Linked DNA regions of Homo sapiens: regions 2, 3 and 4 are each linked to region 1. The links are chromatin loops, found by intact Hi-C in ENCODE. Cell type or tissue: adrenal gland. All regions are shown on one strand. Region 1 has its middle 130 kb from the start of ADAMTS1. Region 2 holds the start of CYYR1 (cysteine and tyrosine rich 1). Region 3 overlaps APP (amyloid beta precursor protein). Region 4 has its middle 54 kb from the start of GABPA.

The links. Peaks named below come from ENCODE experiments on the same cell type or tissue, not always from the same donor. Only the 100,000 strongest peaks of a DNase experiment are listed, where the experiment ranks them.
Region 2: a loop joins it to region 1, with 2.4 times the contacts of the local background. A loop is called at or near these places in 2 of 110 quality-filtered maps.
Region 3: it touches region 1 in a loop (4-fold over the local background); 88 of 110 quality-filtered maps call a loop at or near these places.
Region 4: a loop joins it to region 1, with 2.7 times the contacts of the local background. A loop is called at or near these places in 25 of 110 quality-filtered maps.

What each region holds. Positions count from the first base shown.
Region 1 is chr21:26,714,216-26,722,215 of GRCh38, reverse strand. No RefSeq gene overlaps it. Among named protein-coding and RNA genes, the nearest start is that of ADAMTS1, 130 kb to the left of the region's middle. In adrenal gland, CTCF peaks have their summits at 4,881 (motif pointing right), 5,936 and 6,143 (motif pointing left); DNase peaks (open chromatin) are centred at 6,225 and 6,265; H3K27ac peaks cover 966 bases.
Region 2 is chr21:26,569,079-26,577,078 of GRCh38, reverse strand. CYYR1 (cysteine and tyrosine rich 1) reads left to right here and starts at 3,793. Exons shown (of 4, transcript NM_001320768.2): 1 at 3,793-4,211. The coding sequence starts at 4,139. It overlaps CYYR1-AS1 (CYYR1 antisense RNA 1), which reads right to left. Exons shown (of 4, transcript NR_135515.1): 4 at 7,827-8,000. In adrenal gland, no CTCF peak of the experiment used is centred here; DNase peaks (open chromatin) are centred at 3,958 and 4,058; H3K4me3 peaks cover 3,801 bases; H3K27ac peaks cover 3,776 bases.
Region 3 is chr21:25,877,046-25,885,045 of GRCh38, reverse strand. It overlaps APP (amyloid beta precursor protein), which reads left to right. Exons shown (of 18, transcript NM_000484.4): 18 at 3,275-4,496. The coding sequence ends at 3,376. Among named protein-coding and RNA genes, the nearest start is that of GABPA, 150 kb to the right of the region's middle. In adrenal gland, a CTCF peak has its summit at 3,064 (motif pointing left); a DNase peak (open chromatin) is centred at 3,065; H3K27ac peaks cover 315 bases.
Region 4 is chr21:25,785,469-25,793,468 of GRCh38, reverse strand. No RefSeq gene overlaps it. Among named protein-coding and RNA genes, the nearest start is that of GABPA, 54 kb to the right of the region's middle. In adrenal gland, a CTCF peak has its summit at 3,173; a DNase peak (open chromatin) is centred at 3,088; H3K4me3 peaks cover 901 bases; H3K27ac peaks cover 594 bases.

The DNA of each region.
Region 1 (8,000 bases):
GAATGTATACACACACACACTATGAGTTTCTTGGGGCTCTGTATAACAAATTGCCACCAACTTAGTGGCTTAAGACAGCACAAATTTATTTTCTTATATTTCTGGATGTCGGAAGTTCACAGTCAGTCTCCCTGGATGAAGGTCAAGGTGCAATCAGGGCTGGTTCCTCTTACAGATTCCAGGGGAGAAGATATTCCTCTCTCTTGTTCAGTTTCCAGCGGCTGCCTGCATTCCTTGGCTCATGACCCCTTCTTAACATTACTGCAACCTCTTGCTTCCATGGTGCTGTCTGCTGCAGACTCTAATTCTCCCTCTTATGAAGACCCCTGTGGTGATTACACTGGGCCCACTGGAATAATTCAAAATAATATTCGCATCTCAAGATCTGTAACTTAATCACATCTGCAAAATCCCTATTGCCATAAGGTAACTTACACAGGGATACAGGGTCTAAGAGCTGAATATCTTTGCGGGGCATAAGTCATCCTACACACACACACACACACACACACACACACACACACACACACACAAGCAAACATTAACAAATAAATTTTCTTTATCTTTTGTGTTACAAATGTAACTATTAAAATTACAACAGAAACCAAATAACTTCCAAGTTTTCACGATTAAAAAATAAATGCCATGGGCACTTAATAGATTGCTTTAGCTTCTAATAACAATGAAACATTTATCTAAAATATCTATAATAAGGGCCTCAGAAGACTTCATGAATATTATCTTAATTTTATTCTTGCAACATCCAAACGGAAGTGCAGTTGTCAGGTATTTTTTGATAAATACGTTGCAAAGCATAAGCTTTTGAAATAAAGGAGGTGACTTATTAAAATGTTCTAAGAATATCTGATTTACAGATGACTTTTCTTTTTTTTTTTGAGATGGAGTCTGGCTCTGTTGCCCAGGCTGGAGTGCAGTGCCGTGATCTTGGCTCACTGCAACCTCTGCCTCCCAGATTTAAGCAATTCTCCTGCCTCAGCCTGCCGAGTAGCTGGGATTACAGCCACACACCACCATGCCTGGCTAATTTTTGTACTTTTAGTAGAGACAGGGTTTCACCATGTTGGTCAGGCTGGTCTCGAACTCCTGACCTCAGGTGATCCACCCACCTCAGCCTCCCAAAGTGCTGGAATTACAGGCGTGAAACACCATGCCTGGCCTACAGATAACTTTTGATGTGGAGAAAATGAATAGGTATCTGATACTCAGCTCATGGCTTAATTGCAAGTACCTAGATTAAGTAAGCAATTGTGATTGCCTCCTAACTTTAAAAAAAAGTTGCATAATATAAATCATATACGCTATCTTTGTGTTTAGCTTCTCATTACGAGTCATGTTTCTATGTCTTATTATTTCTTAAAGTCCCACTGAGATCCTAACAGACTGTAACAGAAATGCATGTTACATGTAGCTGAGCATTTAAATTCAATATCAGTTATACATTTGAAAGAAAATTAGCATCCATTAGTTCACATAAAAATGAGCGTCTTTCCACCAAAACTTTAGACATTTCTTAATGATTTGCCCTGTTATACTATAAATTCCTGCAATCAAGTGACCTTATCTCATTCCTCTTGGTGTCTTCCTACAATATTCCTGCCAATACTTACATTAGATCAATTCTGCCGATAACTTCAGAATCTAGAAAGGTCAACTTTATTTCTTTACATGCTTCTTCTAAATCTGCTCCTTTTCCTTTAGCATTTTCATGATGTCTCCTAACCAACTGTTAACCTGTAACTGAGATGGTCTTTCTTTTATTTTTACTTCTAATTCTTACCTACCCATTTGAAATGAACCTGTTAAAATGGTTGTCCCTGAAGTAGCATTTCCCTTTACATCCTACAAAGATCCACAGCTTCTACTAGAATTATCGGAGTGTTTGTGCATGTATGTATGTGTGTCTGTGCGTGCGTGTATGTGTGTATATGTGCAAATTATCTTTCCAGTTTGGAAGGCTGGTGGTTGCATGTAGGCATATATTTTCATAGGCTCTCATTTCCTGAGGCTTTACCATTTGCTTTAGAGATTAGGGAATGCCCATTCCAAAAATAGCCAAGTTCTTGGTGCATAAAGGATGTTTTTATCTGCCAGCCACCACTGCCCAGGCTGCAGTTCAGGCTTTCTCTTCTTCCTGTCCTCCCGCTCCTCATGTCTTTGCCAGTGTGCCAGAGCTCTGTGGGTGGCCCGCTGTCATCACTCTGCACCTGTCCCAATTAGCAGGCCTGAGACGCCGCCAAGGCAGCTTGCGTGCTGTGGACTAGTGCGTTGTGTGACCTCATGGCTGGCAAGGCAGCGGCTCTATGGTATGTGGTGTCTAGACGCCATTTGTTGGGCCTGCCCGGTGGGCAAAAGCTGTGTGTGGTATTGGAGGTTTCCCACAGCTGTGTTCACAGGCTGAAAAAGACTCACCAGAGGCTGGACAGCTGGGACCAGGTCATCCATCTCAGTGCCCTCAGAGTTCATCACGGGCCTGACACATGATAGGTGTTCATAGATCTTTGTTGAAATTACAGTGGTTTAGGGCAATATTGATTTTCAACTGTTGCCACAAAATCTGGGAGAGTGTTGAGATGAAGAACATGAATGCTGGAGGCAGAAGGACCCTGGGTTCAAATTCTGACTTTGCCACTTTCCAGCCATATGACATTAGGGAGGTGTGACAATGACCCCATGTCTCAGTTTCCTTATATTTTATGGGGACACTAGTAGCCCCATCTTATAGAGTTGTGATTATTAGAACAGCTTATTCTTGAATAGCTCTTAACACATAACCAGGCATGTGCCTAAGGCTCTAGAGATGCTACACTTTTCATAATCACCACATTTCATCTGCAGTCGCCCGCCAGCCTGCCCACTGTCATCATTTTCTCATTCTGATGTTCTACATATGTGACATACCTTAAACACTACCTTTTTTTTTTTTTTTTTTTTGAAACAGAGTCTCTCCCTGTCGCCCAGGCTGGAGTACAGCAGCGCGATCTCGGCTCACTGCAACCTATGCCTCCTGGGTTCAAGCGATTCTCCTGCCTCAGCCTCCTGAGTAGCTGGGATTACAGGCGCGTGCCACCACACCTGGCTAATTTTTTCTTTTTTTCTTTTTTTTTTTTTTTGTATTTTTAGTAGAGACGGGGTTTCACCATGTTGGTCAGGCTGGTCTCGAACTCCTGACCTTGTGATCTGCCCACCTCAGCCTCCCAAAGTGCTGGGATTACAGGCATGAGCCACCATGCCCGGCCTAAACACTGCTTTTAAAATATTACTAGTAAATGAATTCAGCAAAACTATTTCTTTCTCTTTCTGTGTTAAAGGTTTTAAACTGGCTGTTAGGAACATGTTCCCTGAGATGGGGCATTACCGTCTTCATCCTCTTTGCAAAGACAGGGGGAAGGGACTAGGAGGCCTGGGACTTCCTTCTGAATCTTCTACTTTCAAGGAAAGGACAACAAAATACACAAATGTTAATAGACCACACACCTTTCTCCTTAAATTCAGGAGGTCTAGTGTGACTCATTTTGCTGTCAGAAGCTATTTTACTGAAGGTAGAAAACAATAAAATGCAATGGTGATATAATTTGGATATTTGTTCCCTCTCAAATCTCATGTTGAATTGTAATCCCCAGTGTTGCAGGTGGGGCCTCGTGGGAGGTGTTTGGATCATGGATGTGGATTTCTCATGAATGGCTTAGCACCAGCCTCTTGGTGCTCTTGTCGAGATACTGAGTGAGTTCTTGTGAAATCTAGTTGTTTAAAGGTATGTGGCACCTCACCCCCGACTCTCTCTCTCTCCTGTTCTGGCCATGTGCCTGCTCCTGCTTTGCCTTCTGCCACGACTGTAAGTTTCCTGAGGCCTCCACAGAAGCCAAGCAGATGCCAGCACCATACTTCCTGTACTGCCTACAAAACCATGAGCCAATTAAACCTCTTTTATAAATTACCCAGTCTCAGGTATTTTTTATAGCAATGCAAGAATGGCCAATTGAAAACCAGAACAGATATTATTTCGGAAGCAATAAGTATTAGCTAAAATTTAATGTGCCCTAAAATGTACCTACGAAGTTCTGTGACAAAAAGAAAAATAAGCTTATGGAAGTAAAAACAGATATGAGGGTAGCATTTCTTTAGGATGAAAAGAAAGGAGAAAGCATCTGTAGGGCCCATCTCGATGAAAGAACTCTGGTTGGCTGAGATGGCTCCAGGTTCTGCAGAAAGCTGATGAGAATGGAATTTTCCATTTTCCAAAGCAAGTGATAGTGAGCTTTCCTTAGGTATTGATGGGATCCAGCCTCCTTCCTGCATACTGCAAGAGAAGTGGGAGTGGAGATTTGAGGCTTCTGAAAATAGAACTAAATTAGTTTCACCCTCAGAGCTGTAATTTCCTATCCCCTTACCCCACCTACACACACACACACACACATACACACACACACACACACACACACACACACACACAGGCGCGCACACAGGCACCTGTCCATTTCATTTCCTTCTGGACTATATGTGCAGGTATTAATTGTGTAGTATTAATTTATTGTGTAGAATGACTTAGGAAACGTTTCTACACAAAGGGTAAAACCTTCAGGGTACTAACTTGGGGTTCATTTTGGTCACGTTTTACCAGATGGCACCAATGTCAATTGCTGAGTCTCTGGTGTACCCCGAAATCTGGCTTCTGAAGCCACCAAATCATATCTTCTTGGTGAATCTATATACACATTATGGATAATTTCACCATCAGCAGCAGCAGTCTCTTTGTCTTCCAAGGACAAAAAGAGAAGACAACTTTCATATTAACATCATTAAATAAAAAGTTAAAAAGTAAATTTCCTTATTCAACCACAAGGTGGAGCATTTAACCCAGAATCAGCTGCCACTAAATCTGTTCATAATATTTTATTTTTATGCGAGCATTTTTACTGTTTGGGGAAGGGATCTAAAGCTGAAATAAAAGAGAATATTGTGTCTTAAAAATCTTAATTTTAAATAAAACCCAGCAATCTATGCTTGAATACGATTTTCTAAAAAATGAGCTGCATTAGAAAAGATCTTAATGGTTAAATTGTAAGCAATCCCAGATTATTTGATGTACCAAGTGACAGATTTATGTAAGCCCACAGCTTCAAATGGACAGATTTGTAAAATGCAGGAGTTATAAATAAGAAACCTAGATTTTTTTTGTTGCATTCAAATTGACTCGAGAAACCTAATTCATCTGTCTCCTTAGACCTAAATTTTTACCACTACATTAATACAAACCAATTTTCATTATTATATTTGTTTGAAGACTACCTTTAAAGGCAAGGCATAATATGTAACACAAGTGAGAAAACTCCTTCCAAATCAAAGGTCTTAAAAAGGATGACTTTCACCTAAGTTGATGACAGTTAAATGAAAACAAATTATAATGTATTTTGAATGTGCTTAAAACACAGGTTGCAGTTGACCTGTTCTCTTGTATATAAAAAGAACCAATAAATTTAAGTAAGAGTTATTGCCTTATACCATGAAAACTACACAGGGCTTTGATCATGTGGTCAGGAGTAAGTTCCAGGAAGGATCTTACCAACTCAATGTACAGTTCATGTGTTTCCAGAAATACAAAGAAGGATGGGGATCGCAGAAGTCACATTTTGTGAGATGGAGCCAGCCGCACTGGGTGCCTCCTGGTGATGTCTAAAGTGAGTATTAACAGCATCCTCAGAAGAACAACAGGCATTCTCAAGGGACTTTTGTAGAAAGGGTTCAATTGGACATACAAAAGTGGGGGAGGGCAGGGAAAGTGGCAGGGCTGTCTTAGCTAGGGAGGCGGTGGGGACATCGTGAAGTGACTCAAAGCACAGGTATTGGTGCTTTCTTTTTTACTCAACTTTTCATCCAGGTGTCTTTGCTTTCACCTGCTTCTACAGGATCATGATTCTCTAGGAATTATGAGCCCATTCTAAGGCTGAACCCTGCCTTAGTCCACAGGTAGGCATCACTTCTGTTTGAAAGGAAAGGTGTAGGTTACTGAAAGCAAGAGGCACGCACAGATGAAGGAGAATTCCTATAACTTCCTAGCACAGGGATGCGTGGCACTCCTTGGAGACTGGGGCGTCTGCAGGCTTTGCTGTGGTGCCACCTAGTGTTGACAACTATCATTGCAGTTTTTTGATGGTACTGGTTCTGATGCTGACCACCGGCTGCTAGTCCCCGAACTGCCAAGCCCTCCTTCATCTCTGCAATTTCTCTTAGATCAGAGAAAGTGGAATGACCCAGCTTCCTGGGCAGTAGAGAGGACCACAGGCACATAACAGAAAGTGAGACAGGGTTTGTTGAAGAAAAGATGTATTGCTTAGTTTTACAAACCTTTTATCTTCTACAAATACTTTGTTGTAACAAACAGCCCACCTGATCACCAACTCCACTCCCATTATCATAAGAACATGCGGAGGGGCGGGGGGACACTCAGGTCTTTAATCTACTTGATTTTTGTGACTTCCATGGAGTTACTTGAGGCACCACCTCAAGGGCCTAAAGCCACACTCTCAGGCCCTAGGTCGCTGGCTCCATGGCAGGGATTCTCCTCCAACCCCAAGAGAAAAGAGAAGCAAATAAGTAAAAACAGCTTTCCCTTTTGCATGTTTGACTTGCAGCCATTTGTATGTGTTTCCTAGAACTCCTGTAACAATGTACCACAAACTGGGTGGTTTAAAACAACAGAAATTTACTTTTGCACAGTTCTGAAGACTAGAAGTCCAAACTTAAGGCACTCATAGGGGCACACTCCCTCTGAGTCTTTGGATAGAAATATCAGAGGCTTTTGAACCAGAGTGACTCTATCTGGAATAGGGGCTGGGTAAAGTGAAGCTGAGACCTACTGGGCTGCATTCCCAGGAGGTTGGGCATTCCAAAGTCACAGGATGAGATAGGAGATCGGCACAAGATACAGGCCACAAAGGCCTTGCTGATAAAACAGTTTGCAGTAAAGAAGCCAGCTAAAATCCATCAAAACCAAGATGGTGATGAGAGTGACCTCTGGTCGTCGTCACTGCTACACTCCCATCAACGCCATGATAGTTAACAAATGCCATGGCAATGTCAGGAAGATACCTTAAATGGCCTAAAGAGGGGAGGCATGAACAATCCACTCATCTCATTGTTTAGCGTGTAATCAAGAAATAACCATAAAAATGGGCAACCAGCAGCCCTCGGGACTGTTCTGCCTATGGAATGGCCATTCTTTATTCTTTCACTCTCTTAATAAACTTGTTTTCACTTTACTCTATGGACTTGTCCTGAATTCTTTCTTGCAAGAGATCCAAGAGCCCTCTTTGGGGGTCTGGATCTGGACCCCTTTCCAGTAACAGAATATTTCCTTGCCTCTTCCTAGCTTCTGATGGCGACCATCAATCCTGTCCAATCCTTGGCTTACAGCTACATGGTTTCAGTCTCTACATCTGTGCCCACCTGGTGCTCTCTCCTTGTGTGTTTCTCTTGATATAGTCTTCCCTTTTCTTATAAGGCATCAGTCATATTGGATTAGGGCCCATCCTAATGACCTCATCATAACTTGATTACATCTGCAAAGACCCTATTTCCAAATAAGGTCACATTCTCAGGTACATGGGATAGGTCTTCAAAGTATCTTTTTGGGGGTCACAATTCAACCCCTGACCATTCTACCATTTTGGCTGAGAGGTGTCCAGTGCAAAATCAGAAGTTTTTAGACATTTCTTTGTAGAATTTATATAAATTTTCAAAACATTTTTTGCTCCAGTAAACTAATTTTGTTTTCTCTGGAGCTGAGGCACACAAGTCAATACAGTTATCTCATGCTTGCCAACAAAGCATCCTACAAGACATTTAACAATTTTTGAAAAGCTCTACAGCAAGTTAGGGACAAAAGTGCTCTCTTTATCACACTCCCTTCCAAACAGAACAAAACAAAACAAAACAAAAACTTCAGAGCAACTCTATAAATCATAACAGAGAACAATGCTGTT
Region 2 (8,000 bases), 150 kb after region 1:
CAAGCATTTAAAATTTCAGCATATACCTCATTCAGAGGTACTTTTTTTTTTAAAAAAAAAGAGATACCCAGGAAGAAAGTGGGGAAAAAGAAAGTTCAATAAAAGATGAAAACATTAGCTGCATTTTTCCACTGTTGAGATCATTTTGTATTCCATTTCTTATTTAACTATATATCTTAAAGATCTTTTCAACAATTTTAAACATTAGATATGAGTTCATAATGTGGATATACCCTAATTTACTTAACTGTTTTACCTCTGTTGTACATGTAAACTATTTTTTAAAATTGTAATAAACATTGTTCTAGATGTCATAGTGGATCAGAAATATTAATAAAATCTGATTTAGAAGAGGATTCTTGGATTGCATTCTTTATCTTTCAGTGGGTTAAAAATAGTTTCACCCTCTTCAATTCCAGGGTTGCAAATGAGAAATCTGATGCCTGTCAGATTCTCTTTTTCAAGGAAACATAAAAATTATATATGAAAATGTATATGATTTTAAATTTATACTTGTTGAAACTGGTCTCTAAGATATGTACATATTTGTGCTTCTTTTCAAAAAAAATTTCTCGGAACTAACTCACCATTTTAAATATGAAAATTCAAATTTTATTACAGCTCAGAATTTTAAAACATTATTTCTTTGACGTTTGCTTTTTCACTTTGTGTTTCTCTGGAAACTATTAGCCTGCACATTATTCCCATTCTTTGGGTTTTTATATTTTTATTCGTGGTTTCTATTTCTTTGTGTTTTTTTTCCTCTGTTATATGAAAAATACTCCTTATTTGATCTAACAATTTTTTTTTTCTTTTTTTGAGACAGAGTCTCACTCTGGAGTGCAGTGGCATGATCTTACCTCACTGTAACCTCTACCTCCTGATTCTCCTGCCTCAGCTACCCGAATAGCTGAGAGCTGAGACTACTGGTGCACACCACCACGCCCAGTTAATTTTTTGTATTTTTAGTACAGATGAAGTTTCACCATGTTGGCTAGGCTGCTCTTGAACTCTTAGCCTCAAGTGATACCCACCTCGGCCTCCCAAAGTGCTGGGATTACAGGCGTGATCCACCGCGCCTGGCCTGATCTAACAATCTAAGTTTTTTTTTTTTAATGTGACTATTTTATAATTTTTTTCTGTAAATTTTAAAACCTCAAACCACATTTATTTTAATTTCCAGGAACTCTTTTAGTTCCTCTGATGTTGTATTCTTAAGGTTTCTCATTCCATACATATTTGTATATACATCTTTTTTTCCTTCAAATCCTTTCTTTTAACTACCACAATTTCTTAAATGGCTTGCCATCTTTCTTTGCCTTTCCATGTCAATTGAGTTTGGTTTCCTGAGCATCAGCATACTTCAAGGTAGCAGCTCTGGAAGGTACACTTGCAGGCAAGCTTGCTCGACCAATCTGTTGAACTGTATGAGAAGTCTTTCTGTTCTCAAAAGTAAGCTGAAAGAGACTATCCTGACCAACACTGCAACTTCCTATGGGCCTCAGTGGCAACAGCCAGCCTCTTCCTGATCTGTGTCAAAAAGTGGGCGGGAGAAGCCCCTTCTTCTATCACAGCTACCAGCCCATCAAGGATCTGTATTCAGTCTCATCTGCAAAGACAATCATTTTTCTATTCCAAGCAGGCTGGATACCATTCTTCAGCTCTGCAAACACTGACTTCCATCTGTATCTTCTTCCTTCAAGACTCAAAGGGCTTGTATGCCTGGGATTTTCTCTAGGTTCCAACCATTGTCCCAGTTATTTAGAAATTGTGCTTCCCAGTGGAATGTTTTGATCAGGCTACAAGAATGACAGGACCTAGTGAACAAGTTCTTGAACACCCTGGATTAAATGTTTGAATTTTAACCTAAGGGCAACAGGATGCTACTGAGTGAGTGAACATGATGAAATCTGTAGTTTAAGAAGAAATATTCCAGCTTCAGTCTGGCAAACATCTCTGAAGGCAGGGAGGCTGAATATAATCAAGACTATAAAAGTCTAGATTAGGACAGAAATAGATGATAATTTAAAATGCGTTTGGGTGGTGTTCAGGTGGACAGATTAGGTGAACTTGGTGATAGATTGGCCAGCGAGGATGAGAAAAAAGGTGGAACTGATCAGCCTTCTTTAGAACATGGTGGATGGTTGGGCCTTCACCAACGTGTAAAACACAGTAAAGAGCTTAGCTTATGTTTATTTTGGGGGTGATGTTTCCTCCCACTCTCGTATTCCCTTGCAGCACTGCATTTACAGGAAAAAATTCCTGGAAGAGAACTGACTAAATTAAGTACATGTGTATTTGAATTTTCGTACATATAACCACACCGTTTCCCTTAAGAGTTCATTTGGTTTTGTATTTGGTTGGTTTGATACATGAAAAGTGATGTCTCACTGTCAATTTTATTTCTATATTTATATTTATTTGTTTTGTATGAAGTGTCTATTAATATCCTTCCTCAGTTATCTCTTGGTTGTTTTTCCTATTGATTTTTTTAAGCTCAGTATAATAATGAGATTAGGACTTTGCATTGCAAATATTTTTGCCAGTTAAATGTCTGCCAACTGGAAGTATTAATTCTTATTTAGTCAAGTTGGTCAATATTTTGTTTTATGGTTTCTGAGTTTTTTATAATGCTTAGAAAAGGCTTCCCTATTCCACAATTATTTGAATGTTATCCTCTTATTTTTTAATCTAATATTTTCATAGTTGTATCTTAAATATGTAATTCATATAGAACTGATTTTGATGTAAAAAGATAAGGCTCCACAGATGGCTATTTACGGCCTCAACACTTTTCACTGAGTAACTCATCATTTCCCCTACTACTTTACATTGATATTTCTTTAAACCATAAATTAAATTGCTGTACATACTCATGTCTACTTTTGGGTTACCTTTTCTCTTTCACTAAGCCTATCTATTCCAATGTTAATCTAAACTGTTTTAATTATTGTGATATTATATGTAATATCCCATTCATTATTCCCATTCATTACTCTTGTTTTAAATAGATATTCTTACATATTTATTTTCCATATAAACTTTAGAATCAGATTGGTTTGAAAAAAATCATGTTATTTTAAAAATTGGGATCAATTTTATTTCCAAATGTATATAATAATTTGGGGAATCTTGTTGTCTTTATCCTACTAAATTTTCTTAGTGAAAAAAGTATCTCTTTACTTATTCGTATCATTTTTTTTCCTTCATGCATAACATTGAGAACTTTCTGATTTTTGTTTGCAGGAAAGAAAACTATTGGTTTGCTAAACAAGAGCTTTATAGTTGATTAACTTTGATTTTCCATGTATACACGTATTTCATTTGCTAATGACAATTTAGCTTTCATTTTTCATAAATCTTTTTCTTTCTCTTGTTTAATTGCATAGGCCAGTAACTCCAAAACGTCAAAATCATAACGACAGTGTGCACTGTTGTGTTTTTTTTTTCTGAATTTACAGGAAAAAATAATAAACATTTTATCAGCTTTCAGCAGAGATGCCATACACTTTCTGTACTTCCCAATCCTGAGTTTTCTTCACTGTCACTCTTTGTCGAATACCTTCAACCCTGAAAATTCCTTCCCTTTGTTTAAAGATAAAAAGCAAAGTTGTTCATCCATTGCTTAGAAAGGAAAAATTGTAGTGGAGGCAAGGTTAAAAAGGAGCAGGCTGAACTCCATAGCAATCGCCAAAGCAAGGGGTTAGGAAAAGTTTCTTGGTCCCCTAGTCACTCTTTAGAAGGAAGAACCCGGGCTTGGGGAGGAGTCGGGGCCACCCCCGCCCCCTGCCCGCAGTCGTTGCCACCCGCGGAGATGAAATGTGAGCCTGGGTGGCCAAGGACGCCGGAGTGGCCGCCTTCCCCGCGCCTGAGCGCAGTGGGGCGAGACAAAGAGACCTGGGCCCCCAGCGCAGCCCGTCTCGGGCCACGGGCGCCCCAGCTCCGCGGAGTCCCGCAGTCGCTGGCCCGGGACGCGCCCGGCCCGGGCTCCCTTGGAAGGCTCCCTAGGCAATGGCCGGGTCTCTGCTCCACCCGGCTCTCAGGAGCGCTGCTCTCTCCATCTGATCGCCCTCCATCCTCCCCATTCCCTCCGGTTCCGGGCTCTCCCTTCGCTCCAAGCCTCAGGCCACCGGCTTGGATGGACGCTCCGAGGCTACCCGTGCGTCCAGGGGTCTTGCTTCCGAAGTTGGTCCTGCTCTTTGTCTACGCAGGTCAGTGACGGAGGGCGGCGGAGAGGGTCAGAGGCTCGGGGCTGCCCTTGGGTCACGGTCCGGGCTAACGTGGGTTGAGCTGGACGGACCGGGACCTTTGCAGAAGGACCTTTGCAGACGCTTCTGCCTTTTCCGCGAGGCGACGGCAGAAACCCGCGCACTTCCAGCCGCACGCGGTTTTGTTTTGTTCCTTTTCCTTTAACTTTTACCTTTTGCATTTCTTTTCTTTCCCTTTCCACCTTGGAAATAGCAGTCTCGTGTTTAGGGGATTTGACTCTCTGGATAGAGTAAACTATATCCAAATAAACTTATCTGGATAGGCTAGGCAGTGGCCTCTCCATCTTCTGCTTTCTAAATAGTCCTGGTTTTCCCTCTTGTGAATAAAAAAAACTTAGAGCTTTGTTTTCGTTCTTTGGGAGATTCACAAGTGTGGTAGACTGAGCTATTGGACTGAAGTCAAACACAAGGTTTTTGAGAAGCATGAATTCACCCAGGGTCTAATCTGTACAGGTTCGTTGATTTAGATAGACACTTGTTTATAAGAGAAGGGCATCTGGTTTCCCTTCTAATTATTCGTAGTAAGAACTGCTAATAATTAACGAAGCAAAGTGGGTTTTCTTGTTTGTGATTAATATGGAGCCCCAAATGGCCTTTCATTGGTTATTCAGGTATAAAGTGTCTTACACACGTGGTCTTTGCATCAGTTCATATTCACAAAACAATGCAAGCTAAAAGCAAAGTTCTTTGTAAAATGTTTTTGTGTCTCTAACGTCCTATGACAAAAATCGCAGGCTCACCCCTGAGCCTCCAATACGAAATGTATATATAGCACTGAAATTTACCTTTGATACTCAAAAAGATATTGCAACTGAAATGATGTTCTTCAGTGTTGCACCTGAGTATTAAAAGAATTGAATTTCTCATTCAACCTTGCTAGAAAAGAGTCACCATAACTTCTGTAGACATTTTTAGCCTGTTTATTGAAATGCAAATTAGTGGCTGTCTAGGAGTTACCATTTTAAAGATGTTTTATGGCAGGAAAAATGCTGACCTTCTAATATGAAAATTCATAAAAGTAGGATAAGTTCTTCGTATTTAATGAAGAGAATTACATTTAATCTGTTTACAACATTTATTTCTTTTATTAAATTTGTATAAGGTTTTCAGAATTTGAGGGATTAACAGAGTCAACTGCATTAATATTCATTTTCTATTGAAAAAATCTCTTTATTAGTTCTTTCGAAGTAATTATGCTTTTCACTTCCTCTGCTCGACAATATTTAATACTTTCACTCACACTTATTCAACCACTCCATTGAACCACAATTTTGTTTGTTTGTTTGTTTGTTTATTATATTCCCTGTGGTAAACTGAAAGCTTCTGCTTTACACATCTGCCCCCTCCTCCTGTTTCCCCAGTGCTAGGTGCCCAGCTCCTCAGGGCTCAGGAAATCAGCGAAGCTGGCCAGCAACAAGGGTGGTTAGTTTAGAAAGTTTTCAGTCCATTCATTTCTCTTCTTTGGAATCCCTCTATCATAAGCTACAAAGTAGTTGTAAGCCAGTGCTAAGTTGACTTACTATCTTTGCTAAGAAGTGTTTAGCTAATAAGCTCTTTGGTGTCAATTCCTGGACTTGTTATTCAGAGGCCTTTTTATGCTTTTCATATTCATTCAACTATTACTTACTGAGTGAGGTATGTTGAGCCGTAAGAGGTCATGTTCTTATCAGTCTTCTCTGGGAACTACGGTATGATCATAAGTTACTTTAAGGTATAAAAGGTTGTGTCATAGGAGAGGTAAAATCACGTGCTATAGATGTTCAAAGAAGAAAGTCTTACTGCTGGCTTAAAAGAGTAAGCTTCATGAGGACAATGTCTATTTTGTTCAGCAAAAAGATCAATCAGTATTTGCTCAGGAAAACTGAATTGAAGAAGACTTGAAGGAACTAGACCTTTGAAAAATATAGACGCCCTGAACCCAACGAGACGGAGTGGGATATAGTAGGATATCGTGTGATCAAAGTCAAAAATCAAGATCTGTACATGCAACAAAGGATATTTCAGTTTGGTTGGAACTAAGAGGTATGGCTAGAAGTAAGGGTTGAGGTTAGATGCTGGAACACCACAGAAGTCAAAATAGTTCATACTATTAAATGAATTGCCAGCTTTGTGGGACAAAAATCTAAGTAGATGCACTGCTCATAATCTAAATTATTTTCCCCAAAGCAAATGCATTAGATTCACATTTCATTTGGCTAAACAAATAAGAGCAAGGTTTCTATACCTGAAGCATCATGTTGTACTATAGAGTTACTTTTGGAAGGAGACCCAGTGAAGTGTTGATATTATTGTCTGACTCCCACTGCAGGCTACAAAGACAGGATTCGGTCAAGGTTTTACCTTCCGGGCCTCAGCCAGTAACTTCTGTCTCCTCCCTTTCCTTCCTCTCTTATCTTAGCTATAGCTTGCAAGGGCCATTTCTAAGCAAGTGCTTCAAGCCAGATACTGCTTTTCCTGTTCTGCGCATTCCTTAAGGTGGGAGGCAGGGTGAGTTGGGAGTCAGGGGTGAGTTGGGGAACCTTCTTCCAGACCACACCTTTCAGCAAAAAGTCATTGAAGAAAGTTTAAGTTGGCTGATTTTCAGGGATACTAACTTGGACATTAGAAGTAATATTATTTATCTTCTGAAGACAAATTGGAATGATCTGTTCTTTCTCCAGTGAGAAAAAGCTCCTGTATGGCGCAAACACTGATCTTTGTCAAATTATTCTCAAATATCCCAGAGAAAGCAACCAACATAAAAAAGGCTTTGAAGTGTGGTTGAAATTTCATTTTGGAGAGGTTGTGATTGTAAATGTATTTGCCATTCTGTTAAATCTCCCCTTTTGGGTAGTTTAATTCTGGGAAGTAGACAAGAGCACTGGAAAATGCCATAAAAACAATGACCAGTGTGTAACATGATCCAGATGTTTGCTGCAGGTATAATCCAGCTTCTTGGCTACAACATTTTGGGCTTGGTTTCCTGTAACGTTGGCTCAAAATATTTTGATAACACCATGTCTTTATAAAAGTAGTCACCGGAATGCAACGGTAGCAATTGAATCTTCGATATTGATGGCGAGTTTAATAAGATGTCACTGTCCTGGACATGGTTCAAAAGGCACCCATGACGTTACTTACACATTGGTTGTCCTACTCTGACGGAATAGTGGGGACATTAGCTCTCTCACAATCAGAATGGCTTTTATTTATTTATTTTTTGATAATTTCAACTTCTTTAATTTTAGACTCAGGGAGTACATGTGCAGATTTGTTACCTGGGTATATTTTGTGATGCTGAGGTTTGAGGTACAATGGATCCCGTCACCCAGGTATTGAATACAGTACCCAATAGTTAGTTTTTCAACCCTCCCCACTCCCTTTCCTCCCTGCTCTAGAAGTCCCCAGCATCTGTTGTTGCCATCTTTATGTCCGTGAGTACCCAGTGTTTAGCTCCCACTTGTAAGTGAGAACATGCGGTATTTGGTTTTCTGTTCCTGAATTAATTTGCATAGGATGATGGCCTCCAGTTTCATCCATGTTGCTGCAAAGGACATGATTTTATTCTTTTTTTTTTCTGGCTGCATAGTATTCCACGGTGTGTATGTACCACATTTTCTTTACTGAGTCCACTATTAATGAACACTTGGGATGAATCAGTCTCTTTACTATTTTGAATAGTGCTGTGACGAATGTACAACTGCATTTGTCTTTTTGATAGAATGATTTATTTCCCTTTAGATAGATACCCCA
Region 3 (8,000 bases), 840 kb after region 1:
TCAGTGGCAAAAGGTAATAGGATTATCAAGTAGCAAAACAGAAGCCAAGAAAAGACAGGAGAGTTAGAGGTCTGGATTGTGCACCAGCCTTGGAGCCTCGCATCTCTAGCAGGGCACTCTTAAGCGTTAGGCTTTGGAGTTTGAAGAGGAGATAAACCTATCAAATTGCCAGGTGTTCCCCTGCCCTTGATGCATGCAAATGATTGTTGACAGCCAGTGTGATGGTAGATGTGCCTCCTGGAAGAAATAAAAGTATAATATTCCAACAATCAAGCAGCATTGTGGCTTTTTTCTACAATCAGAAACATAGCAGCTTTGTGCTTGATCTCCTAAGCAAGATAATTTTTTTTAACCTGGGCATTCTTTGAGTTCTCAGTTTCGAGGTGATGGGGAGCAAAAATGATGCCCAAGTTCAAATGGCGTACTGCTGCAGATAGGCTGTCTCCTGGCACACAGATTTACAGAGTGAATGAAATCTCTCATTATTGGTGCTAATCTTTAACCATGGTTTTTAACTTACAAGTTGGAGGCTAATTACACAGTTACCAGTTAAAGCCAGGTGACCTCATTTGTTGACAACAGTGCACAGCAAAGGAAAGAGGAGAGGATAAGGAAAATATCTGTGATTTGCTCCCAGAAGGACAGTGAAGCTGAGCATCCATTTGAGCAGAGTCCTCTGAGTACTGGCCTTGGTCAGAGCTTGTTGGTGGGAGTGTGCTAAGGGGAGATGCCTAGGTCTGTCATTGGAGTAAGCTGAGGGTTTGGATGCAGGGGAACTCAGGCAGCTCTGAGCCACAGGGTGGTAGATGGGAGGGATTCACAGTGGCGCACAGTCTCTTCCATAAATGGAAACGTAAGAATCGGGGCACATGGCCATGGCGGCTCATGCCTGTAGTCCTAGTGCTACTTTAGGAGGCCGAGGTAGGCGGATCACCTGAGGTCAGTTTGAGACCAGCATGGCCAACATGGTGAAACCCCATCTCTACTAAAAATACAAAAATTAGCCAGGCGTAGTGGCGGGTGCCTGTAATCCCAGCTACTCGGGAGGCTGAGGCAGGAGAATCACTTGAACCTGGGAGGCAGAGGTTGCAGTGAGCCGAGATTGCCTGGGCAACAAGAGCAAGACTCCAACTCAAAAAAAATGGGCACATAATGGATGGAACATTCTGTCCCAAGGGATGAGGGAGCTGTATATCTACCTATTCCAGCTGCCTTGGGATTAGCCACTGGTAGTCATTCCACCTCACTCCCAGACTGAAAAGAGTCAATCACTTCATGAAGTGGGGCTATCCGAAGGGACCACAGGGGACCTGATTATACTGACAGATTTATTTTTATTTATTTACTTTTTTTGAGACAGAGTCTCCCTCTGTTGCCCAGGCCGGAGTGCAGTGGCACGATCTTGGCTCACTGCAGCCTCAGCCTCCTGGGTTCAAGCAGTTCTTCTGCCTCAGCCTCTGGAGTAGCTGGGACTACAGGCACGTGCTACTGTGCCTGGCTAAATTTTTTTGTATTTTTGTTAAAGATGGGGTTTCACTATGTTGGCCAGGCGTGTCTCAAACTCCCGACCTCGTGATCCACCCGCCTTGGCCTCCCAAAAGGGCTGGGATTTTGAGCCACCTCACCTGGCCTTTTTTTTCTTGGAGATGGAGTCTCACTCTGTCTCCCAGGCTGGAGTGCAGTGGCACAATCTTGGCTCACTGCAAACTCCACCCCCCAAGTTCAAGCCATTCTCCTGCCTCCGCCTGTGGAGCAGCTGGGATTACAGGCGTGCACCACCACGCCTGGCTAATTTTTGTATTTTTAGTAGAGACAAGGTTTCACCATGTTGGCCAGGCTGGTCTCAAACTCCTGACCTCAAGTGACGCACCCACCTCAGGCTCCCAAAGTGCTGGGATTACAGGAGTGAGCCACTGCACCCGGCCATATTGACAGATCTTTTAGTCTGAATTGTTATCAGCCAGTGTGGTCTAGTCATGACATATCTAGCTCCATCTCGAGACCTCATGTCTTACTGCTGACACTACATCCTCGCTGGTACTTTTTCTTCCTTGGCTTCAGGGGCATTGCTGTGTAGGCTCAGATCCATGCCAGATGGGGTGTGTAGGGGGAAAAGCTGCATAAGGGAGGAATGTCACTTGGCAACACTCAACAAGGGGGAATGGGCCTGCAGTATTCTCCCAGAGATGAATGAGCAGCCCATTCTAGGAAATATCCCTTTGAAGGAATATCTTCTCTATGGTACATCCAAACTTTTCTCTGGAAAACATGCCTCTTCATTCTGATGACTTTCTATTTATTCTCTTCATCTTACCATGGTTTTACAAAAGAGGAATTTTAACATACTCATTCAGCAGAGTTAAGGACCTCCTCTCTTCTGCGAACGGGGAGAGGTATAACAAATATAGTAAAACAAGAACAGCCACTGCCCACGTTGTAGGGGTAAGTACCCTGCCCAACCTGCAGACAGTAAATGCCACACACAGCTCTAACAGTGACAGGGGGAGAAAAACGTCTTCAGTTACTGGCCTGACCTTAGAGGTAAAGCAACATATTAACAGAGAGGGTCTGATTTTAAACTTTGAGCTGAACATACTTCTATAGTATCTTAATTCTCAGTTTTTAAAAAATTACATCATCTAGAATGGCGTCGTCCTTGCTCTTCCTTTTTTCTTGTGCCAAATAATAGCCCCCTTTGGTATATGTTATTGTTTTAATTGATTCTCAAACCTCTCCTTAACATTTTAACAAACATAAAATTTGATAGAAATGGGCTAGACTAAATTCAGCAGTCCAGGAAATCGAGTATTTTTCTACACAGATTTGAGTGTCACCCAAGATACAGTATACTTTGCTGAATCTCCCTCCATGATACTCTTGTGGTTTTATCTATTTTACCAAAACACTTCCACGTAAAACAGGCTTCCGTTGACTCTGTTTGTCCTTTATGGACCCAACAGGGGAGGAAAAAATACCATTGCACTGGGTTTATCCACTTACTGTGGAGTTGGGGAACCAGAAACAACCACTGGACACGTTGCAAGCGCGTCAAGGTTTCCACCGCCACCTGGTGGCTAGATGGAGCACAGCATCTGTGTAACTGGTGGGCAAAGGCGTTCTGCTCCAAGATGTCAAAGTGGGGGAGAAAATTATGGGTGTTCTGCAATCTTGGCAAAAGAAGAGTACTGTACTCCTTATCTTTTTACTGCTTCTCCATGTTCACCCTTAAAAGATTGATTTTTATTTTTTACTCAGCTCTCCTCTTGTTTTTCAGGTTGACGCCGCTGTCACCCCAGAGGAGCGCCACCTGTCCAAGATGCAGCAGAACGGCTACGAAAATCCAACCTACAAGTTCTTTGAGCAGATGCAGAACTAGACCCCCGCCACAGCAGCCTCTGAAGTTGGACAGCAAAACCATTGCTTCACTACCCATCGGTGTCCATTTATAGAATAATGTGGGAAGAAACAAACCCGTTTTATGATTTACTCATTATCGCCTTTTGACAGCTGTGCTGTAACACAAGTAGATGCCTGAACTTGAATTAATCCACACATCAGTAATGTATTCTATCTCTCTTTACATTTTGGTCTCTATACTACATTATTAATGGGTTTTGTGTACTGTAAAGAATTTAGCTGTATCAAACTAGTGCATGAATAGATTCTCTCCTGATTATTTATCACATAGCCCCTTAGCCAGTTGTATATTATTCTTGTGGTTTGTGACCCAATTAAGTCCTACTTTACATATGCTTTAAGAATCGATGGGGGATGCTTCATGTGAACGTGGGAGTTCAGCTGCTTCTCTTGCCTAAGTATTCCTTTCCTGATCACTATGCATTTTAAAGTTAAACATTTTTAAGTATTTCAGATGCTTTAGAGAGATTTTTTTTCCATGACTGCATTTTACTGTACAGATTGCTGCTTCTGCTATATTTGTGATATAGGAATTAAGAGGATACACACGTTTGTTTCTTCGTGCCTGTTTTATGTGCACACATTAGGCATTGAGACTTCAAGCTTTTCTTTTTTTGTCCACGTATCTTTGGGTCTTTGATAAAGAAAAGAATCCCTGTTCATTGTAAGCACTTTTACGGGGCGGGTGGGGAGGGGTGCTCTGCTGGTCTTCAATTACCAAGAATTCTCCAAAACAATTTTCTGCAGGATGATTGTACAGAATCATTGCTTATGACATGATCGCTTTCTACACTGTATTACATAAATAAATTAAATAAAATAACCCCGGGCAAGACTTTTCTTTGAAGGATGACTACAGACATTAAATAATCGAAGTAATTTTGGGTGGGGAGAAGAGGCAGATTCAATTTTCTTTAACCAGTCTGAAGTTTCATTTATGATACAAAAGAAGATGAAAATGGAAGTGGCAATATAAGGGGATGAGGAAGGCATGCCTGGACAAACCCTTCTTTTAAGATGTGTCTTCAATTTGTATAAAATGGTGTTTTCATGTAAATAAATACATTCTTGGAGGAGCACCATTGTGCTGGTGTGAATGATTCCATAGTAACAATCTTGACCATTTACTGACGTACAGACCAGTGAGAAGTCTTCGCATGTTGGGTACCCACACCTGTTGTGTCTTAATTGCAAGTCTGAGTAGGAAGTTGGGGCCAACATGTGTCTCCCAGTGCTGGGAAAATATTTCATAGACCTAATTTACAGTCTTTACTTGATCTAAAACATTTTGCTGCCATATTTTGGCCCTCAAGTTTGTCCCAAATGAGAGACAAAGGGAAAAGTTCCAGGGAAATAAAAATTAAGACAGCTGATTATCTGTAAAGCATGGTTTCTCATCCTGAACGCTACTAACATTTTGCAGGGAATAATTCCTTGTTGAAGGGAGTTGTCCTGACCAGTGTAGGATATTTATTTATTTTATTTATGTTTTTTGAGAGTCTCGCTCTGTCACCCAGGCTGGAGTGCAGTGGCACAATCTCGGCTCACTGCACTCCAGCCTGGGAGACAGACGAGACTCCGTCTCAATAAATAAATAAATAAATAAATAAATAAATAAAAGGAGGGCCTGGCACGAATGACATGCAGGGAAGGCAGTGAGCAGGTGGAGGTCCCTGTACTCGTTGTGGTGCCTTATCTACCAGGCGGTTGAGTTGACGTCTTTGTGGACAGAATTCGATTACAAAGGTGTCCGAAAGTCTCCAGGTGGGGGAGAGTTTTGTAGCGGGCATAATTTGGGTTGTAAATTGACTGTTGTCTCCTGAGCAGTCTCCTGGTGAGGGAGAGTTTCACTGGAGCTTTGAAACACATGTTAGACAGCCTTGCCCTGTAGGGAGTGTCTCGTGAAGGAGAGGTAAACAATTATAATTGCATTTCTAAAGGGCTAAGTAGGACATGGGAAACTGGAAAATGGAGAAAAGAAGAGAAAAAAATAGTAACTCATTCTCTTTTTCTTAGAAAAATGAGGATACTTGGTCACATCCTCACATGGTGAAGAATAAGATGGTCTCTTCATTTCCCTTCAACACTAGTCCCATCGTGAGGCTCTGCCCTCATGACCTAATCTAATCCTAACTGCCTCCCAAAGGTCCCACCTCCACATCCCATTATTGGGGATTAGGGTTTCAACATAGGGATTTGGGGGAAACACAAACACTCAGTTCATAGTGATATCTGACTGCGATTCCAAAGGTCTGAGGACACATTGGCCCTGTTGTTTTTGCTGTGTTGTCCTTGGCCTCAGGTGAACATTTTAGCTTTAGATTGCAACATTTTAAGCTAAAAACACTAAGCTAGAAAATTAAACTTATCTCGTCACATTCTGCATGGTGAACAAACTCAAAACTCACCTGAGTGTATCTTGTTTTCATGAGAAAAAATGACCGGTCATCTCCCTTGCCCTGTTAGGGACAGTTAGACATGACTGCTGTATGAAGATATGTACATGTTAACAATTCATATGTACAAGCTACTGTTCCATTTTGCCTGGCCCAAGGGGAGGTAGCTAGCTAGTTGGGGTAGCAGGGCGAATTAACCCTAATATAATAGTACATTTCTAATGCCACCAATGAAATGAAAACCAGCTCTCAAACATGGCACTATATGGGATGGCATTCCAAGGCCAACTCAGTTACAGTAACTACAGCTTTAACTTTGATCATTTTGTTACCAGAAAGGGGTCCCAATCCAGACCCCAAGACAGGGTTCTTGGATCTCATGCAAGAAAGAATTCAAGGCGGGTCCATAGAGGAAAAGGAAATGAAGTTTTAAAGAAAGTAGGAAAATAAAGAGTGGTTGCTCCATAGGCAGAGTGAACCTAAGGGCTGCTGGTTGCCCATTTTATTGTTATTTCTTAATTATTTACTAAACAAGGGCTGAATTATTCATGCCTCCCCTTGGTAGACCATATAGGGTAACTTCCTGATGTTGCCATGGCATTTGTAAACCGTCATGGCTCTAGTGGGAGTGTAGCAGTGAGGACAACCAGAGGTCACTCTCATTGCTATCTTGGTTTTGGTGGGTTTTGACCGGCTTCTTTACTGCAACTTGTTTTATGAGCAAGGTCTTTATGACCTGTATCTTATGCAGACCTACAATCTCATCCTGTGACTTAGAATGACTTAACCCTCTGGGAATGCAGCCCAGTAGGTCCCAGCCTTATTTTACCCAGCCCCTATTCAAAATGGAGTTGCTCTGGTTCAGACGCCTCTGACAATTTTAAAGCTAATGAAAAAAATGTCTAGCCAAATGTATATATACATACATATATAATTATGAAAAGATAATGCCTTATAATCTTGATTCTTAAATTGAGGTATATTGATAGTATTCTCCCAATGGTCTGGGGATTAATCAATAGGTAATTTATACAAAACTGAAGTGCTGCCAAATAGAATTATAGGAGTAGCTGCTGCGCAAAAAAGATTAATGAGATTTGGGGAGACTTTGCTGTGGCTAATATGATGGGTCAGGAAGAGTACAATCTCAGTACAATTTTAAGTTGTATTTATCTTATGAATAATTGGGCTATTCTTTCATATGCCCAAGGGCCATTTTATAGCTCTATATTTCTTTTGTGTTCTGTTTGGGGCTTGAAGTCTCTACTTCTGTATCGGGATTGCAATGCCTGCTGTCTTACTGTTTCCATTTGTCTGGTAAATTTTCGTTCATTCCTTTATTTTTAGCTATTTCAATTGCTGCATTTTCGGTGTGTATCTTGTGTGCAGCACACAGTTGAGTTTTTGCTATACGAGCCAATCCGAAAATAATCTTTTTTAATAGGCAAATTAAGCCGATCTAGTTTTGATATAACTACCATGTTTGATGTCAATTCTGTCATATTTTAGATTGTAATTGCTGAATGTATTATATTTACTGTGTCTATCCTCTTGCGTTTTCTTTTGGCTTATGAATTTTGTGTCTTTTATTTATTTATTTATTTATTTATTTATTTATTTATTTAGAGACGGGGTCTCACTCTGTCGCCCAGGCTGCAGTGCACTGGTGTGATCTCGGCTCACTGCAACCTCCACCTCCCGGATTCAAGCGATTCTCCCGAGTAGCTGGGACTACAGGCACGTGCCACCACACCCAACTACTTTTTTATTTTTAGTAGAGACGGGGTTTCACCATGTTGGCCAGGCTGGTCTCAAACTCCTGACCTCAGGTGATCCACCTGCCTCAGCCTCCCAAAGTGCTGGAATTACAGGTGTGAGCCACCGCGCTGGGTCTTGTATCTTTATTCTAATGGGTTGCTTTTATACTAATCTTCTGTAGTGCTCTTACTCCCTTTTTTTTTTTTTTTTTTTTTTTTTTAAGACGGAAGTCTGGCTCTGTCGCCCAGGCTGGAGTGCAGTGGCGCAATCTCGGCTCACTGTAAGCTCTGCCTCCCGGGTTCACACCATTCTCGTGCCTCAGCCTCCCAAGTAACTGGGACTACAGGCACCCACCACCACGCCCAGCTAATTTTTTTGTATTTTTAGTAGAGACGGGGTTTCACCATGTTAGCCAGGATGGTCTCGATC
Region 4 (8,000 bases), 930 kb after region 1:
TTTGGATTGCTAACTTCCAGAATTGTGAGGAAATAAATTCCTGTTGTTAAAGCCACCTAGTCCATAGGACTTTGTTATGGCAGCCTTAGAAAACTAGAACATTGTTATTGTTTTGTAATTTTACCCTTCCATGAAGTCCCCAAATCTTGGGAATCTCATCTCAATTCATTAGGGGCCAGTTTTGTCTTGCACATGGGGAAGCAGGGGTCACATAAGCTTCTTTTGTATCTCTCTTCACACAAAGTGGGCAACACATCAAAATTTGCTGAAAGCTTGGGATACAGAAAAATATCCCCAGAAAGATCACCAGGGAAATTCTAGATGAAGAAAGTGCTTCATCATGGTCCCAGCAGACAAACTGAAAACTATCTTACTCTCAATATTAAAATCAAATTTGACGAACAAGATTCATGTTGACAGAATTTACTTTACAAGGATGATTTTCCTTTGTAGTGTTTATTCTGTCAACAGGTATCAACCCTTCCTCTCTTTTTTTTTCGTTTTCTGTTTCACCCTTGTCATGACTATTATCCCCCGGACTCAGGGAATTTTCTGTCTCTCCTCTGTGGCTTGAAGTTACCACAGCAGATACCAGGAGTCTTCCTAGCCACGTAATCAAGGAATTTCATTCAAGGTCCATTTTCCATCATGTCCTGGTGGAGTCCACAGAAACCTGGGTTCTCCCTGTGCCTTTCAACTCGTTTCAGGCTGGCTGTGGTGGCTCACGTCTGTAATCCCAGCATGTTGGGAGGCCAAAGTGGGAGGATCACGTGAGCCCAGGAGTTCAAGACCAGCCTGGGCATCATAGGAAGACCCCATCTTTACAAGTAATTTAAAAATTAGCCAGACGTGGTGGTGCACACCCGTAGCCCCAGCTACTCAGGAGGCTGAGGCAGGAGGATCACCTGAGTCTGGGAGGTTGAGGCTGCAGTGAGCCTGTTCACACTACTGTACTCCAGCATGGGCAACAGAGCCAGACCCTGTCTCAAATAAATAAATAAATAAATCTCTTTTAATTAATGCAAATCAAAACCACAGTGGGATACCATCTCTCACCAGTCAGAATGGCTATTATAAAAAAGTAAAAAAATAACAGATGCTGGTGAGGTTGCAAAGATAAGGGAATGCTCATATACATACATTGCTGGTGCTCATGTAAATTAGTTCAGCCACTGCAGAAAGCAGTTTGGTGATTTCTTAGAGAACTTAGAATTACCATTCGACCTTAGCAATCCCATTATTGGGTATATAATTAAAGGAATACAAATTATTCCACCAGAAAGACGACATGCATGTGCATGTTCATTGCAGCACTATTCACAGTACCAAAGATGAGGAATCAATCTGAATGCTCATCAATGGTAGACTGGATAAAGAAAATGTGGTACAATATAGCATGGAATACTATGCAGCCATAAAAGAAGAATGAGATCATGTTCTTTGCAGAAACATGGACAGAGCTGGAGACCATTATCCTAAGTGAACAAAGGCAGGAACAGAAAACCAAATACTGCATGTTCTCACTTATAAGTGGAAGCTAAGCATTGAGAACACATGGACACAAAGAAGGGAACCACATACACCAGGGCTTAGTTGAGGGTGGAGGGTGGGTGGAGGGTGAGGATCAAAAAACGACCTATCAGATACTATGCTTATTACCTAGGTGACAAAATAATCTGTACATCAAACCCCCTTGAAACATAATTTACCTGTATAACAAGCTTGCACATGTATCTCTGAACCTAAAAGTTAAAAAAAAATTTCATTGCCTCAGTGGCTGTTTTGAGAGCATTAAGAGGCTATGAGAGCATTGAGAGGCCCATTTTCCCCCTCTTCCTACCCATCTCAGACCCATCTCATTTCCCCATGAAACTCTGCCTCATACTTCTGTCTGAGCACTCTGAGCCCTACCAGCATGGTCCTTTGGCATCCAGAGCTGTTGGTGGCGCTGAAGGACTGAACACTCCTGCTTTTTCTCAGGCAGAATTCCAATGAAATGTCCCCACACTGATCACTGTTATTGGTTCATAGGCATAAAACAGAAACAAGGATTCTTAGTTGGTGTGTATTGTACCAATGACATCTCACAATCTTGCCTTGAATTTCTTTCAGCTTGGCAAAAACCTTTTCTTCACTGGGCATCCAATATCTTACTATAAAAAATTGACTTATAGATCCTGAGGCAAAACTTGGGTTAAAAAAATGAATTTAAACAGGTAACATTATCTACCTTTAGACAGAAAAAAAAAGAATAATCACTTTCTAAAACAAGGTTAAAATGCAAATTATCTTAATTAGAAAAATCACCCATTACAGAAAGTATAACAACAAAAAACAGTCCTAAATGAGATCCTCCTTGAAAATCATGGTCTTATGGAAGGAAGTTTCATAACAGAAAACATTTGTGTAACCTCAGCTCCAGCATTTTCCATTTGCAAATATCACAATATGCTCTGTGGGGAGTGTTAATGAATACATCTGTTTGCCTCCTTGCACAGTTGAATAGTATCTGAAAACAGATCTGTTTTCACATTTCAGAAAGATATCCAGTAAGTTTGTGTTGATGAACAGTGTTAAGTTACATGAGTTCCTTTACCTTGCCGTTTAAACTAACACTAAGATACAGGAGTCCCTAAACAGCTGCTAAAACTCAGGGACATATTATTTACTTTGGAGCCATAAAGTACCCAGGCAGACATTTTTATCCCAACATCTGTTAATTTTCACTCTGAACCATTACCACTCCTTTTCATAAACAGCGTTGTCCTTGCTTTGGACTTCCTCTGTTGTCTGTCGTGACTTCCTGTAGGGAGAAAGATGGTGCAGGAGCCCAAAGCTAGAAATTTAGCCCCAAGAGGTTCATTTACTACTTCTACAGAGCAGAGAAGCCATATGAAAGTCTGTAATTACTGCTACCTCAATGTATTGCTGCAGTTCAGAGCATAGGAAGATCTGTCATTGCAAAGAGCAGCAGTTTCACAGCTTCCAAACTCACGATGGCTTTGTGTGTTTGTTTTGCTGACTCATAGAAGATCAGGTAAATGCATTCACTCAGCCCCTCTGATTCCAGATGTGGAATCCTGATGTTCTGCCATGCTCCCATTCCCATTTTAGCCTTGCCCCCAAATACGTTTCCTCTTGATTTGGCCACATTATTAGATTTGTATCCTCCTTCCCCCGCTGCTGTATGCCACATGTGTGGGATACCTTTGCCATAGTGACATCAACTGGAACAAGTTGGAACTGAAATCTCTAAGCATCACAGAACCTCCCAGATTCACATTTTTTTCTACATGACTTAGAAATACCGCTGTAATAATCTCTGCCATAAAAATAATCCCAGTTGGATTTGAAAATAGACTTTGCAAATTCCAACATAAATAAAAATAATTTTACAAGTGTACACTAATGGCCATGAGAACTGGCTAGTCCATATATTTAGGCTCATACTTTGGAAAACATGCTGGCAATAATGATATGAGAATGATTCTTAAGTTAACTCTCAAATTTTTAAGAAGACTTCTACATAAATTCATATGAATTAATAGCCAGTTAATACTTATATTTTTTTATTAAACTTTACTGAAATATTCATTTACTGGGCAAATATATATTTTAAAATCAGATTTATGTAAGGCACTAATAATGCAAGATGGTTAACATATTTACACAAAGTTGTATGAATCTTGGGTGTTCCCTATCCCCTGGGAATTTACAGCACAACCATTAGGTTAGTGCGAAAGTAATTGTGGTTTTTGCCATTAAAAGTAATTGCAAAAATCGCTATTATTTTTGCACCAACCTAATAGATAAAACCCATTTACAATACAATTGGATAAAATCTCTAAAATATAGACTGTGTTAATTGCCATAAAAGAATGCTACAAAAATTCAGATGAAGGAATCAGTTAGCATTTTAGTTGGAATTTGAAGACTGGGTACAACTTTTAAAAAATTGACATATAATAGTTGTATATATTTTGGGGGTATATGTGATATTTTGATACACGCATATAATATGTAATGGATCAGATTTTAAAGTAATGGAAATTAACAATAATCTATTACTTTTTATTCCCAAAAGTCATTTTAAATTTTATTCTGGGACTAGGCTTTGCTGGTTTGTTTTTTTTTTTTTTTTGGGGGGGGGGGGACTGAGTCTTGCTCTGTCACCCAGGCTGGAGTGCAGTGGTGCGATCTTTGCTCACTGCAACCTCTGCCTCCTGGGTTCAAGCACCTGCCTCAGCCTCCCCAGTAGCTGGGACTACAGGTGTATGCCACCACACCTGGTTAATTTTTTATTTTTAGTAGAGACGGGGTTTCACACCTTGTTAGCCAGGCTGGTCTCGAACTTCTGACCTCAGGTGATCCACCTGCCTTGGCCTCCCAAAGTGCTGGGATTACAGGCATGAGCCACCACGCCCCGCTGGGACTAGGCTTTCTTTTTAAACTTTGTCAGGTAGGATCAGGGCAGCCTTTAGTCTCTAGCATTCCGAGTACTCTATGCCTTATAAGGTTTTCCTCTCTGGCTGGTGGAAGCACAACCATTACTTCTCCTGTGTATGCTCTGAGGATTGTTCCCTGTGCTCCTGTCACGTGGCTCCTTCCCCAGCCTTGGGTAGGATCCTCCCGTGTATATCTACTGACCAGGTCTCACTGGACAGCCCCAGGGGAACCCTTTGCAGATCTCCCAAGCTTGATCTCTGTGCGATTTTTTTCTCTCTGCTCTGTGAACTCTAGCTGTCTTGGCTTCCCAGTGGTTTCTACTCTCTCTGCATGCTGCAACCCTGGAATCTCAGTTTAAGCTGATAAATAAATGAGACTTACCTCATTCTGGTTATACCATCTTAACCATAAGTGGGAGTATGACTACAGTGATCTATTTTTATAGTAGAAATTGGAATAAGCAAATGTGTTAAAAATCCTTTTTCTAGAGATAACGAATGTGTATTAGTGAATTGTCCTCCGATTCTTTAACACTTATATGCAGATATACTCAAATAAATACACACCCAAACACAACTTAGACGTCTGCAGGAAGGCTTTCCATTCCTTAAGATTTACATTTCCTAAATCTAAAACTGGGTAGATTTTTGGTTAATTGCCTCCAAACTCACCTTTTCAATGCATTTTTATGAGAGGCACATGTGCAGGTGGCGATAGTGGACATGGAAGGATATAACTACTATACTCTGAGCGTTTGCGTCTCCCTAAAACTCACATGTTGAAACCTAGTCACCAAGGTGATGGTGTTAGGAGGTGGGGCCTTTGGGAGCTGATTAGGTCATGAAGGCAGAGCTTTCATGAATAGGTTTAATGCTCTTACAAAATTGGTCCCAGACAGCCGGGCGCGGTGGCTCACGCCTGTAATCCCAGCACTTTGGGAGGCCAAGGTGGGTGGATCACCTAAGGTCGGGAGTTCAAGACTAGCCTGACCAACATGGAGAAACCCCGTCTCTACAAAAAATACAAAATCAGCCGGGGTGGTGGCACATGCCTGTAATCCCAGCTACTTGGGAGGCTGAGGCAGGAGAATCGCTTCAACCTGGGAGGCGGAGGTTGTGGTGAGCAGAGATCGTGCCATTGCACTCCAGCCTGGGCAACAAGAGCAAAACTCCATCTCAAAATAAATAAATAAATAAAATTGGTCCCAGAGAGCTGTCTTGCCCCTTTAACCATATGAAGACCCAGTGGTGAGAAGGCGTCATCTATGAACCCGGAAGTGGGTCCTCACCAGACACCAAATCTGCCAGCACCTTGATATCAGACTTTCAAGCCTCCAGAACTGTGAGAAATAAATGTCTGTTGTTTATAAGCCACTGGTTAATGATACTTTGTTATAACACTCTTTGACATATAGTAATGTCAACATCTTAAAATTCCACATTTGACATTAATCTTGCTGAAAGATTCTGCAATGCAGGCTTCATAGGCATAGTGCTTAGCTCTCCTCCCTCATTTTATGGGTAAACAATGACAAAACAACAAAATCTTATTTTACTATACAGAATGACTCAAGTCTCCTCAAACCCCGTCTTTAAATTCAGCTCTAGGATTTCCTTCAAATATCCATGTTATGAAGTTTCTGAAGAGAGTAAAAAGGTCTGTTAGGGAACAGCATTCACATTTTTTAAGTTACCTGTGGTGTAAAGATCACATATACATAAATACATGTGATTTACATATATAGATACTGATGTATGTATTCTTCAAACCGAAATTTATTTTTAGACAGCTTCTCTCTCTTGTTGCCCAGGCTGGAGTGTAATGGTGTGATCTCGGCTCATTGCATCCTCCGCCTCCCAGGTTCAAACGATTCTCCTGCCTCAGCCTCCCAAGTAGCTGGGATTACAGGCGCCTGCCACCATGCCCAGCTAATTTTTTGTATTTTTAGTAGAGATGGGGTTTCACTATGTTGGCCAGGCTGGTCTCAAACTCCTGACCTCAATCCACCTGCCTCGGTGTCCCAAAGTGCTGGGATTACAAACAAGAGCCACTGCACCCAGCCCAAAATGAAATATTTTAATACTATATCATAACTTTTTGCTTTTAATAAAATGTTTAAAATTGGATTTTACAAAGAAGTAATAAAAAAGGAAATAAAATGTTATGTTATTTCATATGCCACATCATTTTTAATGGGCTAAACTTTTATGAGCAAACAATACCCACTCATAAGAAATTTGGAATCTTCGTAACTTCTCACAATGACAAAAGCCACTGTGATAGATATTGAAATTAAATAATATATTTTGAAATAATCCAAGTGTGCAAAATAGGAAATGACAAAGGAACTTAGTATATATTTAAACTGAATTATAATAAAAGTACGACATTCTAAAATGTATTTGATGGAGCTGAAGCTATGTTTAGGAGAAATGCACAGCTTTAAATGTATATAGTAAAAAAATTCTTTTTAATGTATTGTTTAATTTCCAAATCATTGGGTATTCTCTACGTATCTTTCTGCTATTGATTTCTAATTAAATCCCTTATAGTCAGAGAACATACTTTGTGTGGTTTTAATCCTTTTAAATTTATCAAGACTTGTCTATGGACTCAAATAAGATTTATCTTAATAAATGGTCTGTGGATTCTCAAAAAATAAGTAAATGTGTTAAACCAGTGACATAAGTTTTCACGTTAAGCCAGAAAGATATGATTACATTAAACCCAAACAAGAAAGAAAGCAATAAAGATAAAAGCATAAATCTGTAGAGAAGACAACAAATAACAGAAAATTAACAAAGCCAAAAATTAATTCCTTAAAAAGATCAATGAAATTGATTCATCCCTAGCAAGACCTTTTTTTTTTTTTAAAAGAGACAAACCCAAATTTCGATGTCAAGAATGAAAGCAAGATATACCACAGATTCTATAGACAATGGATAATAGCAATTTTATGCCAACAAATATGACAAGTTGGATGAAGTGGACAAATTTCTTGGAAAAAGAGTCAACTTGTCCAAGCTGACTTAAGATGAAATTGAAACTCTTAATTTTCCTATATCTACTTAAGAAGTGTAATCCACTAATAAAAAAGTCTCCTCACAAAGAAAACTCCAGGGCTAGATGGTTTCACTGGTGAAGTCTATCCAATATTTAAAGAAAAAATAACAATATTATCCAAAAATGTTCAGAAATAAGAGACAAAAGAAACACTTCCAACTTAGTTATGGGGACAGCAAAAACCCACAGGAAAGCCTGACAACAAGAAAAGAAAATTACAGACCAGTATCTCTTATGTTTGCAGACAAAAAACCAACCTTCAACAAAATACTTGTACACCGAATCCAGCAACATGCCAAAATAATACATCAGAGCCAAGCCGGGTTCATTACAGGAAAACAAAATCAGTTTGTGATTCAAAAATCAATCAACATAATTAAACACATTTAAAGAATCATCTCCAGAAATCCATCTGAGTACCTATGCATTTGTGATAGGTGTTTATAATATAATATTTACTGATAGGGCAGGGTGCGGTGGCTCATGCCTGT